Linked DNA regions of Homo sapiens: region 1 is linked to region 2. Evidence: chromatin contacts called from ENCODE POLR2A ChIA-PET data. All regions are on one chromosome and are shown on one strand. Each heading gives the region's core, a stretch centred on a gene start or an enhancer-like site at or near the end of the contact. The rest is flanking DNA. Distances are from core to core; before and after follow the strand shown.

The links. ChIA-PET counts read pairs that join two places held with the same protein, here RNA polymerase II (POLR2A).
Region 1: POLR2A ChIA-PET joins it to region 2 with 13 read pairs in activated CD4-positive, alpha-beta T cell. The contact joins the promoter of CSNK1A1 here to the promoter of ANKHD1-DT in region 2. POLR2A ChIA-PET finds 5 or more read pairs at or near these places in 2 of 52 experiments (HEK293T and activated CD4-positive, alpha-beta T cell).

What each region holds. Positions count from the first base shown.
Region 1 is chr5:149,550,049-149,556,634 of GRCh38, reverse strand. CSNK1A1 (casein kinase 1 alpha 1) reads left to right here and starts at 5,196. Exons shown (of 10, transcript NM_001892.6): 1 at 5,196-5,793; 2 at 6,454-6,560. The coding sequence starts at 5,671. It also overlaps a transcript of ARHGEF37 not described here. RefSeq lists enhancers at 4,619-4,688, 4,246-5,039, 4,739-5,408, 5,439-5,498, 5,629-5,688 and 1 more.
Region 2 is chr5:140,397,722-140,404,320 of GRCh38, reverse strand. ANKHD1-DT (ANKHD1 divergent transcript) reads left to right here and starts at 2,920. Exons shown (of 2, transcript NR_186045.1): 1 at 2,920-3,210. It overlaps ANKHD1-EIF4EBP3 (ANKHD1-EIF4EBP3 readthrough), which reads right to left and starts at 2,488. Exons shown (of 36, transcript NM_020690.6): 1 at 2,048-2,488. The coding sequence starts at 2,353. It overlaps ANKHD1 (ankyrin repeat and KH domain containing 1), which reads right to left and starts at 2,488. Exons shown (of 34, transcript NM_017747.3): 1 at 2,048-2,488. The coding sequence starts at 2,353. RefSeq lists enhancers at 2,285-3,174, 3,365-3,414, 3,505-3,654, 3,745-3,894.

The sequences.
Region 1 (6,586 bases), core at 3,947-6,446, 9.2 Mb before region 2:
CAGGTGGATCACCTGAGATCAGAGGTTTGAAACCAGCCTGGTCAACATGGTGAAACCCCGTCTCTACTAAAAATACAAAATTAGCTGGGTGTGGTGGCACATGCCTGTAATCCCAGCTACTTGGGAGGCTGAGACAGGAGAATCGCTCGAACCTGGGAGGCGAAGGTTGCAGTGAGGCAAAATTGCACCATTGCACTCCAGGTTGGACAACAAGAGCGAGACTCCATCTCAAAATAAATAAATAAATAAATAAATAAATAAATAAATACAAAAACTAGCTGGGCATGGTGGCATGTGCCTGTAATCCCAGCCACTCAAGAGGCTGAGGCAGGAGAATCACTTGCACCCGGGAGGCGGAGGTTGCAGTGAGCTGAGATCGCGCCACTGTACTCCAGCCTGGGCGACAGAGTGAGACTCCATCTCAAAAATAAATAATAAATAAAATAAACAACACTTGGGACACTGACGTTTCTAAGGCATTCCATTTTTCTATTTACTTGCACCAAACAATTCTAGAGATTGGCAGGCTACCCTTCTGTTTTTAGCATCCATCTAGACTTCTTGTGCTTGTCTCTATCATTTCACTCAAAGCACATTCTGGATACCAGTGACCGTTGCTTGAGTAAACACTGTGGCTTAAAAAAATGGTTTTTGTTTTTATTATTTTAAAACATTTTTGTAGTGATGTGGTCTATGTTGCTCAGGCTGGTCTTGAACTCCTGGCCTCAAGCGATCCTCCTATCTCAGCCTCCCAAAGTGCAGGGATTATAGGCATGAGCCATCACACCCAGCCAAGAAAAAAAAAAGTTTTAAAATTCATCTTGAATTCCCTACGAACACAGAAGTAATCCCTGGGACATGATTGTCCTAATTTGTGTTCTACTCTTTCCTTTTTCTCTTTCTTTTGGTAGTAGTTGTGGCTCTAGTCCTGTCACTGCCACTAAGATCTCTATGATTTTGGGCAAGCCACTTTGTCTTACTGGGGCACAAATGATATGTGTGAAAGTACTCTAAATTGCAGGCTGGGTACAGTGGTTCTTGCCTGTCATCCTAGCGTTTTGGGAGGATGAGGCGTCAGGATCACTTGAGTCCAGGAGTTCAAGACCAGCCTGGGCAACAAGGCAAGACACTATTTCTACAAAAAGTTAAAAAAAAAAAAAAAATTAGCCAGGCATGGTGGTGCCTGCCTATAGTCCTAGCTACTGGGGAAGCTTGAGGCAGGGGGATTGCTTGAGCCCAGGAGGTCTAGACTATAGTGAGCTATGGTGGTGCCATTGTACTCCAGCCTGGGTGACAGAGTGAGACTTTGACTCATAAGTAAATTGCAAAGCATTAAAAAATACAATTATTATTATTGAACTAGGTGATCTCTGTATTTCCCTCAAGGTCTAAAATTTTTATTTTTATTCTACACTTTTGATATTTTTAGTGAATTCATCTGATCTAGAAGCCAGAAATTGCTCTTTGAAGACTCCTTTCTTTCTTTCTTTTTTTTTTTTTTTTTGAGACAGAGTCTCACTCTGTAGCCCAGGGTGGAGTGCAATGGCACGATCTCAGCTCACTGCAACTTCCGCCTCTCGGGTTCCAGCGATTCTCCTGCCTCAGCCTCCTGAGTAGCTGGGACTACAGGCGCCTGCCACCACGCCCGGCTAATTTTTGTACTTTTTAGTATAGACGGGGTTTCACCATATTGGCCAGCTGGTCTCGAACTCCTGACCTTGTGATCCGCCTGCCTTGGCCTCCCAAAGTGCTGGGATTACAGGCGTGAGCCACCGTGCCTGGCCTAAAAGACTCCTTTCATTACACCAAAGCTGCTGCTGATTCAATAAGTACAGAATGATTTGTGACTTTAACAGCAACACCAAAAACAGGTTATTCTTCAATCTTTTAGGCTAAAATTACTGCAAATGATACATGACTTTAAGAAGAAGGCTGAGTCATAGCCAACACCTGAGGACTTCATTTTCTATGTAAAAAAAAAAAAAAACAATTTTGCCATTCTTAAATCCAATAAATTTAAATCTTAAGAAACTAAAATCACATTTGAAAAGGCTAGACCCACTCACATCTCATTTTTGTGCATTTTGCTGGGCACTGTCAGTGTTGGAATGGTGACTATAGCAGGCAGGAAACAAAGGAGGACTCATACCTTATATACAAAATTATAGAATCTCAGGGTTAGAAGGGTTTCCAGAAGTCATTTAGACCAGTAGAATTTAATGGGCTTACACAAGTTCTAAAAAAAAGGCGAGGAGGATTAGACATACAAGTACCTATCATTCATTCATTCATTCATTCATTTATTGAGACAAGGTCTCACTCTGTTGCTCAGGCTGGAATGCTGTGGTTTGATCATAGCTCACAGCAGCCTGGAACTCCTGGAGTCAAATGATCCTCCTGCCTTGGCCTCCCAAAGTGTTGGGATTACATGCATGAGCCACCGTACGCAGCTTTCAACTTTTTTTTTGAGACAAAGTCTCACTCTCTTGCCCAGGCCGGAGTGCAGTGGCACAATCTCGGCTCACTGCAATCTCTACCTCCCCAGTTCAAGCGATTCTCATGCCTCAGCCTCCCAAGTAGCTGGGATTACAGGCATGCGCCACCACGCCCGGCTAATTTTTGTGTTTTTAGTAGAGACAGGGTTTCACCATGTTGGCCAGGATGGTCTCGAACTCCTGACCTCAGGTGATTGCCCTTCCTTGGCCTCCCAAAGTGCTAGGATTACAGGTGTGAGCCACTGCACCCGGGCTCAACTTTTAACCGAGCAAGAATATTTTAAAAACCAAAACCATCTACCATCGGCACCTTTTTATAAAAGAGCATTTTAATGACACATATGTGAAAAGACTAAATCTCAGAATGAAATATAATGTGAAATCAGATAAATAAATGAAAGATGTATTGCTTACTTTTCTCACATCCTCATGGCAAACTTTGTTAGCCACTTGCACCTGTCCATACACAGATCTTTGGGAATCACTAATTTAGACCACTTCATGCCCACCCTTACCCTGCCCCCGGCTTCATTGAGCATTTTTATCACAATACCAAAATATCCGTCTAAATGTATACCTCATCCCCTTATGGAGAACTCCTCAAGCTGAGGAATCCATTAAACTTTGGATGTGTGTGAGAAAATTAGCAGAAAAGGAGTGATCTCTGGAAAACTCAAGATGCTTAAACTTGGCTTTTTTTTTTTTAAGACCAGAATTGATTAATTAATTAATTTTTTAGATGGAGTGGAGTCTCGCTCTGTCTCCAGGCTGGAGTGCAGTGGCACGATCTCGGCTCACTGTAACCTCTGCCTCCCAGGTTCAAGCGATTCTCCTGCCTCAGCCTCCCTAGTAGCTGGAGCTACAAGGCACATGCTACCATGCCCAGCTAAGTTTTGTATTTTTAGTAGAGACAGGGTTTCACCACGTTGGCCAGAATGGTCTCGAACTCCCGACCTCAGGTGATCCAGCCGCCTCGGCCTCCCAAAGTGCTGGGATTACAGGTGTGAGCCCACCATGCCCGGCTGCATTTTATATCAGAATTTAACAGCAGATTTTAACTTAGTCAAAACATGCTTTAGAGTCACCAAAGGAGAATGATGTCTAACAGTGCTGATTTGGGAGTTGGGCACCCTGAGTGTTGGTTGGGCTTTAAAAACTTCATGCTAAACTTCAGGGGAAGTCTCCTCCCCTCTCTCTTCAGTTGTCTTCCGAGATGAACCCTATTACTAATTACTTGACCACCTTTCAAAGTTGCAGTTAAAATTCTTCACATTTTTCTCCCATTTCTATTTAATTAATTATTTTTTTTTTGAGACAGGGTCTCTCTGTTGCCCAGGCTGGAGTACAGTGGCGTGATCTAGTCTCACCGCAACCTCCGCCTCCCGGGTTCAAGCGATTCTCAGACTCCCGAATAGCTGGGGTTACAAGTGTGCGCCATCACACCCGGCTAATTTTTGTATTTTTAGTAGATACGGGGTTTCATCATGTTGGCCAGGCTGGTCTCGAACAACTGACCTCAAGTGATCTGCCCGCCCCGGCCTCCCGAAGTGCTGGGATTACAGGCGTGAGCCACTGCGCCCGCCCCCCATTTCTATTTTAATTAAATTTTATTTAGGATAGGCTTAGCTTAAATTTTTACGACTGAGGTCTGACTTAAGATGATAGCATCAACCATGGAGTTTTCTTTCGTGAACATTATTATTACTAAGCCCAATTTTCCCAGGTCAAATTTTGTAAAACAAAACGTGGTCAAAATTTGATTCTCTGATCGATTTTTTGTAAAAAAGAAAAAAATTACCGTGTAGTTTTAAATGTTGTCAATTAAATTTTGTAATAGTTACCTCTACTCTGTTCAGGTTAATACTGAGGTTTTCAACAAGACCAACATACGATTCTTTTTTTTTTTTTTTTTTTTTTTTTTGGTGGGGTTGAGGGGACATAACAGTTTTTTCACTCTTGTTAAATTAATTTTCTGTTGATTCCATCTATCCTTAATCTTCATTATGAGCAACATACCAGGTTTTCTTCTGAAGATCATATGTGGTAGTGAGGCAATAATGCAAAGACATAGGATGGCAGGGGGATTCCGGCTTCTTTCTTTCTTCCCCTCCTGTGGAAAGAGGGTCTATAACACTCCGTAGTAGATAGGACAATTCTAATTATGAAGGGTAATTAGCTAGGCTCTGCTACAACCGAGAGCCCTGAGAGATTCCTCGACGCTGGCTGCTTTTCTCTTCCTCTCCACCAGAGGCGACAGCCTCTTTCCAAACAGAAACTGGGTTGGAATAGGCCGGTCCGGGGGAACGGCCAGAAGAAAGATCAAAGGTTAAAAACCGCCTCAAAGAGCACAGGTCAATACCCAACTCCTAAGGAGGCCTTAAGCTTTCATCTGCCACGAAACATGAAGGTGACTCCTCCCAATATCAAGGCCGGGGGGCCACTCAGCCTTCCAGAGACCCGGCGGGTCCGAGGCGAGTAACAGGTAACACCTGCTGAGCCGCCGCCGACCGGAAGTGGAAGAGAGCCCGGGACGGGGGTGAGGACAGGCCGCGGCACGCCTGCGCAGTCAGCAGGAGTTGCAGCGCTCATGCGCAGCTGGGCGGTGACAGGGTGACGCTCGGAGCGTGGGCCGCGACTCTCACGGATCCGGTTCCGCCCTCTCGCTGCCGATCCTTCGGAGCGAGCGCCCGAGATCCCTTTCCCAGAGTGCTCTGCGCCGTGAAGAAGCGGCTCCCGGGGACTGGGGGCATTTTGTGTTGGCTGGAGCTGGAGTAACAAGATGGCGTCGTCCGCGGAGTGACAGGGGTCCCTCTGGGCCGGAGCCGGCGGCAGTGGTGGCAGCGGTATCGCCGCCCTAGCTCACCGCGCCCCTTTTCCAGCCCGCGACGTCGCCGCGCAAGCGAGGCAGCGGCGGCCGCCGAGAAACAAGTGGCCCAGCCTGGTAACCGCCGAGAAGCCCTTCACAAACTGCGGCCTGGCAAAAAGAAACCTGACTGAGCGGCGGTGATCAGGTTCCCCTCTGCTGATTCTGGGCCCCGAACCCCGGTAAAGGCCTCCGTGTTCCGTTTCCTGCCGCCCTCCTCCGTAGCCTTGCCTAGTGTAGGAGCCCCGAGGCCTCCGTCCTCTTCCCAGAGGTGTCGGGGCTTGGCCCCAGCCTCCATCTTCGTCTCTCAGGATGGCGAGTAGCAGCGGCTCCAAGGCTGAATTCATTGTCGGAGGGAAATATAAACTGGTACGGAAGATCGGGTCTGGCTCCTTCGGGGACATCTATTTGGCGATCAACATCACCAACGGCGAGGTAATCATCTGGGGTGGGGTTCACGATAACGCTGCGCTTTTACTCATTCCCCCCACCACCACCGTGCACCCCCAAAGTGCTCGGGCCTCTCCTCATCGCACGCACTCGCCAGGGAGTCCAGGGAGCTAGTTTTCCTGGCTTACGAACCTCGTCCGCTGTCTCCCTAAAAGGGTCAAGAACCCGATAGAAAGGTTGGGGGAACTAGTTTCCCACCTTGTTAAACACGTCCCATAAATGTCCCTTAGTCGAGCTTTTTTTTTTTTTAACCGTCTTTTAAGGTGGAAACGGCAAAATCCTCTTTCAGTGATTCCCATGTTTTTTTTTTTTTAATTCTTAATTCTACTGGGCCTCTTGTTCCAATTAGAACAGTTTCCGATCGCCTAGTTCCTTAAAAACCTCTCACTACGTTCAGAGGTTGCCTCTTTTTTCTGGATGAATCATTTTCCTGCACTTTAGAGGACGTACGGATTTCGTCACTACCCCCTGAAGAGGCCTTTGAGGCTGGTTGCCTCGTTTTATAATTACCGAGAGCTTTCTCTTTCCAGCTTTTCACTTCTTCTTGTAGTCGCGACTTGGAGTTTTGCTAATGTCTCCCTCCTTTCCTAAGTGACATTGAATCCGTAGGGATGTTGATGCCATCATCCCCTCTTTCCCCTGCAGGAAGTGGCAGTGAAGCTAGAATCTCAGAAGGCCAGGCATCCCCAGTTGCTGTACGAGAGCAAGCTCTATAAGATTCTTCAAGGTGGGGTTGGCATCCCCCACATACGGTAAGAACCCGGTGCATATAGGCGAT
Region 2 (6,599 bases), core at 1,671-4,170:
CCAAAGCAAACTCTTTCAGATTCTCATTTACAAGTTTCATAGAAAATAAGCTCTAATCTTTAGTCTAAGGATATCCCCCACACTTCATTTCCTAGCTAAAAAGTACTGTGTTCTAGCTTAATCTCTCACGTTTCACTGAAAGGATAAAATAAAGCCTTCCACAAGACCAAGAGCAGGGATACTCCAGAGTCTCTCCCCATAACTGCCTACTCAAATAAAACATTTCTCTCACCTTGGCTTAGAAGTTATTTCCCTTACCGTGAAATTCAAAGACGTAGACATTCAAGGGACTACCCGCCTTATAACCCACACACTTTTTTTTCCAAAGCAAAATGTTAGGGTCAGAATGTACTAAGGTTTTAAATATTAAATAAAACCCTGTTCAGACCTAGAATGATAAGACAGTATACTAACTGCAGTCTGTAACCCACAAATAATTTCTCCTTATTCCTCTCAAATCCAAGAGCCGGGATTGTTAGTACACACAGAGAAATTCCTGTACTTTAACACCAAGACCAGAGGTTAAAATAACTGGTCACAGGTGACAACTCAGGCACCTCAGAACCAAAATAGAAGAAATACTCTGAGCACTTAAAACAATCACGGTACAGTACTCTACGCAAGCCACAGTCAACAGAAAAAAGTATACACATAAAATACCGCCCCTTGGGATCACAAGGTCAGGAGATCGAGACCATCCTGGACATGGTGAAACCCTGTCTTTACTAAAAAATACAAAATATTAGCCGGGAGTGGTGGCACGCGCCTGTAGTCCCAGCTACTCAGGAGGCTAAGGCAGGGGAATCGCTTGAACCCAGGAGGCGGAGGTTGCAGTGTGCCGAGATCGCGCCACTGCACTCCAGCCTGGCGACAGAGCGAAACTCCATCTCAAAAAACAAAAACAAAACCCGCCCCTTTTTCCCCAGAACCCAAAAGAAGTTAATGCCTACCATCCCAGGTTGCTCAGACCTAAAAATGTGTACACATTAGAGTACACACAGAAGAGTTAAAGAAATGAAGGACTTCACTGCAAAGGCAGAGTGAAGGTGTCCAGCCGGGCACGGTGGCTCATACCTGTAATCCCAGCACTTTGGGAGGCCGAGGCGGGCGGATCACCTGAGGTCAGGAGTTCGAGACCAGCCTGACCAACATGGTGAAACCCCGTATCTAATAAAAATACAAAATTAGTCGGGCGTGGTGGCGCACGCCTGTAATCCCAGCTACTCGGGAGGCTGAGGCAGGAGAATCGCTTGAACCCGGGAGGCGGAGGTTGCAGTGAGCTGAGATCACGTGTATTCTAGCGTGGACAACAAGAGCGAAACTCCATCTCAAAAAAAAAAAAAAAAAAAAAAAAAAGAAGAGGTTTCCACAGGTTGCCCCACTTTCTCCAAGCCTAAAACCTCCGAGTTCAGCTACCCAGCTATTCCGAAGCTCAGGGATGCCCTGGAACTTCCTTTTCCTGTCTAACTTCACAAAAGGTCCCAGAAGGAGGAGTCACGTGATTTTTCAGGGTAAAAGCCGAGAGATCCCTAATACTCAAACCTGTCTCAAACTGAAGAGGGAGAATAAGAACCGTCCTTAAGCACACAGGTAAGACACACACAAGGCAGAAGGCAAATAAACGTATCCCTCAACTCTGAGGAGAGGCAAAGAAGAGAAACGATCTTTGCACCAGCTCTGTCTCTGTCTCTGTTTGTCTCTCTCAGTACCAAGGGCAGGGACTCTGGCAAGACCCCGCCCCCCACCCCCAACTCCAAAGCAGGGTGGGCGGGAGGCAGCCTGAGGAGTCCCTGTTCCCGCGCGAAGCTCAGAGACCAAAGGACTCCCTATTGTGGGTCTACGAATGGTGACGGGAACCTGTCCCGCTCGAGCTAAAGAGTAAGCCGAGGGCTCACTAGGCCCTCACCGCGGCCACCGCCGCCATGGAGCCGACCGCTGTCACAGAAGGGCTCCACCAGGGAAGCGGGAGGATGGCCCCGGCCCAGAGCCTACCCAAAGAGAATTCACGCCTCACAATGTGTGGGAGGCGAGGGTCCCGGAGCCTTACCTCGGACACTTCGTCCTCGTCACTGCCAGAGGCACCACCTCCACCCCCGGTCCTCAGCACGGCAGCCGCCAACTTGAAATCCAGCGCCGCGTCCCCTCCGCCCGTACCGCTGCCGCTGCCGCCGCCGCCGCTGCTGCCGACTCCCGACGCTGGCCCGGCCTCCCCAAAGAGCCTCACGGTGCGGATCCCCAGACCGACCCCTCCCGGCGGAGGCGGCTCCGAGGCCCCAGCTGGGGCGGATCGCGGAGCCACAGAGTCCAGGTCCTCCTCAAAGGAGGTGCCGCCGCCTCCGCTATCAGTCAGCATTGTTCGCACCCGGAGCCGGAGACGGTGCCGACCCACTCGCGGTCACCGCCGCCGCTGATCTCGGGAACGAGAAGAGCAGCAAGAGGAAGAAGCGTCTCCTTTCCCCCGTCCCAGCAGCGCCACTAACTTCTCACTGCCTAACCTGCTGCCTCCCGCCCCCTCGACTCGCCACTGGCTGCAATACCCTGGCGGCTGCAGATCATTGGCCAAAGTGACCCGTCGCTCAGGCTCTTCGTCACGCGCCGCTCGCTGGCTCGCAGCCGCCAAGCTGCGTTGACCCGCGCAGGCCTAGGCGGTTGCGAACACCCGCCTCCCACTCTTCACCAGCTGACTTCCGCTCTTTTCCTATGTCTATTGGCCAACCCGCCTGACTATCGCGTCACGACCTTAAAGTGGATTAGTTGGCCTTGTGGTCAGTCATAGTGACCCCGAACAATGGGAGAATTCATTGGCGCCATAAAGTGTCGGTCACTTTGTCGCGGGACGTCGCGTGGTACAATTGGCCTGTGGGAGTACCATTGATCCCGCCCTCATCTGAGGTGACGGGAAAGGGCCGGGAAATTTCCACTTCTGAATAAAATGACTGCTGAAGTGATGACCCGCAAGAATTGGTCAAATTTGGAGTAGACTTCACCCTGCGCTTGGTGAAACTTCTACGTCAAGGATGCAAGAGGCGCCGAAGTAACGCAGCTCCCACCTGTCGCTCTCCGCTGGGCGCCGAGACTATGGCCGGAGAATAGCTGCACCGGGATTGGAGAAAGGAAGCCATCAGTCTTAGGAAGGCTCCACCTTCCTGCCATTGCCTGGTTGGAGGAGCGTAGCGTCAGTCACTAGAGCAGTCACCACCTCTGGGACAGGTGAAGATGTGTAACCTATTTGCCGGGGGCTATTTGGGAGGGAATAGAGGACGGGGAGCGATGAGGGGACAGTCGAGGGGCAAGGCCGATCTCGCTTCGCGCCTCCCGCCTTTCTGAGTTGAGCCTAGCGCGCGGGTCTGAGGGACATCCGGGGAGCTGCTTGGGATGGCCGCCTTGGGGAGACTCGACCCGCCCGCCAGGACCCGGCCGCGCGCCGCAGTTCGGGCGCCTTCGGGCAGGATCGCCCAGCGGGGCCGCGTTCTCCTGCTTGCGGACGGCTGCGGGCCTGAGGGCTGGACAGCGCCATGCCTCAGTACCGGGAACTGTCCCACGTAGGAAGGTGGGAATGCCGCGAACGGCGTGCGGAATCCGACCTCAAGGTGGAACGGGGTGGTGAAGAGTGCATGCTCCGAGGCAGTTTCGAGTTCTGGTGCTGCCACTTACTTGCTGCCTGACTTCGGCGCGTTTGCTGTTTCATTTTTGTGACTTTCAACTCGCTCCTCTGTGAAATGGGAGTAATATTAGTACCTTCCTCATTGGGTTGTTGTTATGAATAAATTAGATGATAATATAGCGCTTAGCAAAGTCCCAAACTTACAGGAAAGACTCATTTTTGCTAGTTATTGTCTCCTCTTCCTTCAGGAACTCTCTGCTCGCCCCTGGGTCCTGCCAGCCCAACTAATTCTAGTTCTAATCAGATCTGTGTGGTGCAAAACAAGGCTAGCTGTGGTGGTCTTCCCTCCTCTAAGGAGATCTCTTCCTCCCTATATGCATCTCTCTATCTCTGTCTTTATCTTGTCAGTAAAGAGGGGGGTTAAAAATATTCAGATTCTATAGCGGGCGCCGTGGCTCACGCCTGTAATCCCAACACTATGGGATGTTGAGGCGGGCGGATCATTTGAACCCAGTAGTTCGAGCCCAGCCTAGGCAACATGGTGAAATCCCGTCTTTACCAAAAATACAAAAATTGGGCTCGGCGCGGTGACTCACGCCTGTTAATCCCAGCACTTTGGGAGGCCTAGGTGGGCGGATCATTTGAGGTTAGGAGTTCTAGACCAGCCTGGCCAACATGGCGAAACCCCGTCTATACTAAAAATACAAAAATTAGCCAGATGTGATGGTGCGTGCCTGTAATCCCAGCTACTCGGGAGGCTGAGGCAGGAGAATCACTTGAACCCAGGAGGCGAAGTTTGCAGTGAGCCAAGATCGTGCCACTGCACTCCAGGTTAGGCGACAGAGCAACACATCGTCTCAAAAAAAAAAAAAAAATTAGCCGAGCATGGTGGTGCATGCCTGTAATTCCAGCTACTCAGGAGGCTGAGGTGGGAGGGATCCCCTGAGCCTGGGAGATGGAGGTTGCAGTGAGCCGAGATCGTGCCACTGAACTCCAGCCTGAGCAACAGAGCGGTGCCCTGTCTAAAAAAATTAAAAAAATAAAAAAAAAACGGTTTCTATCTAATCCTTTAATCAGACATGACCAAAAAAGGAGTCTGGTGGTTTGTATGGAAAATATCCTTTGACCCAGAGAATGTCCATATGATAACAGAATTTGGCTGAAAAAAAAAAAAATGGCCGGGCGCAGTGGCTCACACCTGTAATCCCAGCACCTTGGGAGGCAGAGGTGAGCGGATCACGAGGTCAGGAGATGGAGACCATCCTGGCCAACATGGTGAAACCCCGTCTCTACTAAAAATACAAAAATTAGCCAAGTGTGGCGGCGCGTGCCTGTAATCCCAGCTACTCGGGTGGCTGAGGCAAGAGAATCGCTTGAACCCAGGAGGCGGAGGTTGCAGTGAGCCGAGATCGCACCACTGCACTGCAGCCTGGCGACAGAGCAAGACTCAGTCTCAAAAAAAAAAAAAAAAAGTCATTTTCTCCTCTCTTACAACTTTAACAAAGGCCTTTATATATCTCAACTGTGCAATATTTAATATTTCGTCATCCTTAAACTGGGATCTTAAAATTTTATAAGAATATAATGATTTTTAAAATAACTTTAAAAGTTGATTCTGCCAAACATTTATTTAAAAAACATTTTGAATATCATAAACATTTCTTTGGCTTAGTAATTGCTCATTTTGACATTTCACATGTAAAGGATAGTGTTTTCTATGAGCAGAACATGTTTGTTAAATGTTCTTTCTAGATAATAAATAAGTTGTAGAAAATGTTAAAAAAAAGTCTTGTACCTATTCTAGAGAACTATTTTAATGTAAATGCTATGTACACTGGCTTTAGTTAGCATTTGTGGAACTTAATTAGCCTATATCCTCAGTGCTGTTAAGTTTTCAAGGCATGTGTGACTAAGTCACAACCCAAACTAATAACACCAACAAAAGAAACCTGGCACTGCCCAACCCACTTCAAAGCTGGATTATCCAGAATTGGTATGGATACATCCTTAGGCAAAAACAGGTATTGACTGGTACAGCATTACAAAGGAACTAGTTGTCATGCTTACTACTGATACAAAAATAATTTCTGATGCAACTCCCTGAACAAACTCATTAAATTCTTTAAACAAATACAATGACTCTCAAGGACACAGGGAAAGGAAATCTGGATATATATACATTTTTCTCAATTTATTTGAGAGGGAAGAAAACACTCTCTTTACTCAGTGCCTAGCAACTAACCCTGAGTATAGCTAAAGAAATGTGATTGAGCAATAATCTTTGTTTCACCAGGACCTTTACTTGAGATACTTGTCAGTAGTTTGACAGTCAGTATGGGAATTAGGAACTCCTAGTCTCCTATATTTTGGTGACTGCTATATAGAATCTCTATTAAATGTGATTTAATGGCTGGGCATGGTGGCTCACGCCTGTAATCCCAGTACTTTGGGAGGCCAAGGTGGGTGGATCACCCGAGGTCAGGAGTTCCAGACCAGCCTGGCCAACATGATGAAACCCCGTCTCTACTAAAAATACAAAAAATTAGCCAGGCGTGGTGGTGGGCGCCTATAATCCCAGCTACTCAGGAGGCTGAGGCGGGAGAATTGCTTGCACCTGGGAGGCAGAGGTTTCAGTGAGCCAAGATCACACCACGGCACTTCAGCCTGGGCAACATGAGTGAAACTTTGTCTCGAAAAAAAAAAAAAAAGAAAGAAAGAAAATGTGATTCAATAGTTCCATATATACTACATTCCTATGGTTTTAAAATTTGAAAACTCATTGATAAATCATCACAATATCAAGTGATACATTTGACAAATAAATAAAATCACACTCAGGCCAGGTATGGTGGCTCATGCCTGTAATACCAGCACTTTGGGAGGCTGAGGTGGGTGGATCACTTGAGGTCAGGAGTTCAAGACCATCCTGGCCAACATGGTGAAATCCTGTCTCTACTAAAAATACAAAAATTGGGCTGGGTGTGGGGTCTCATGC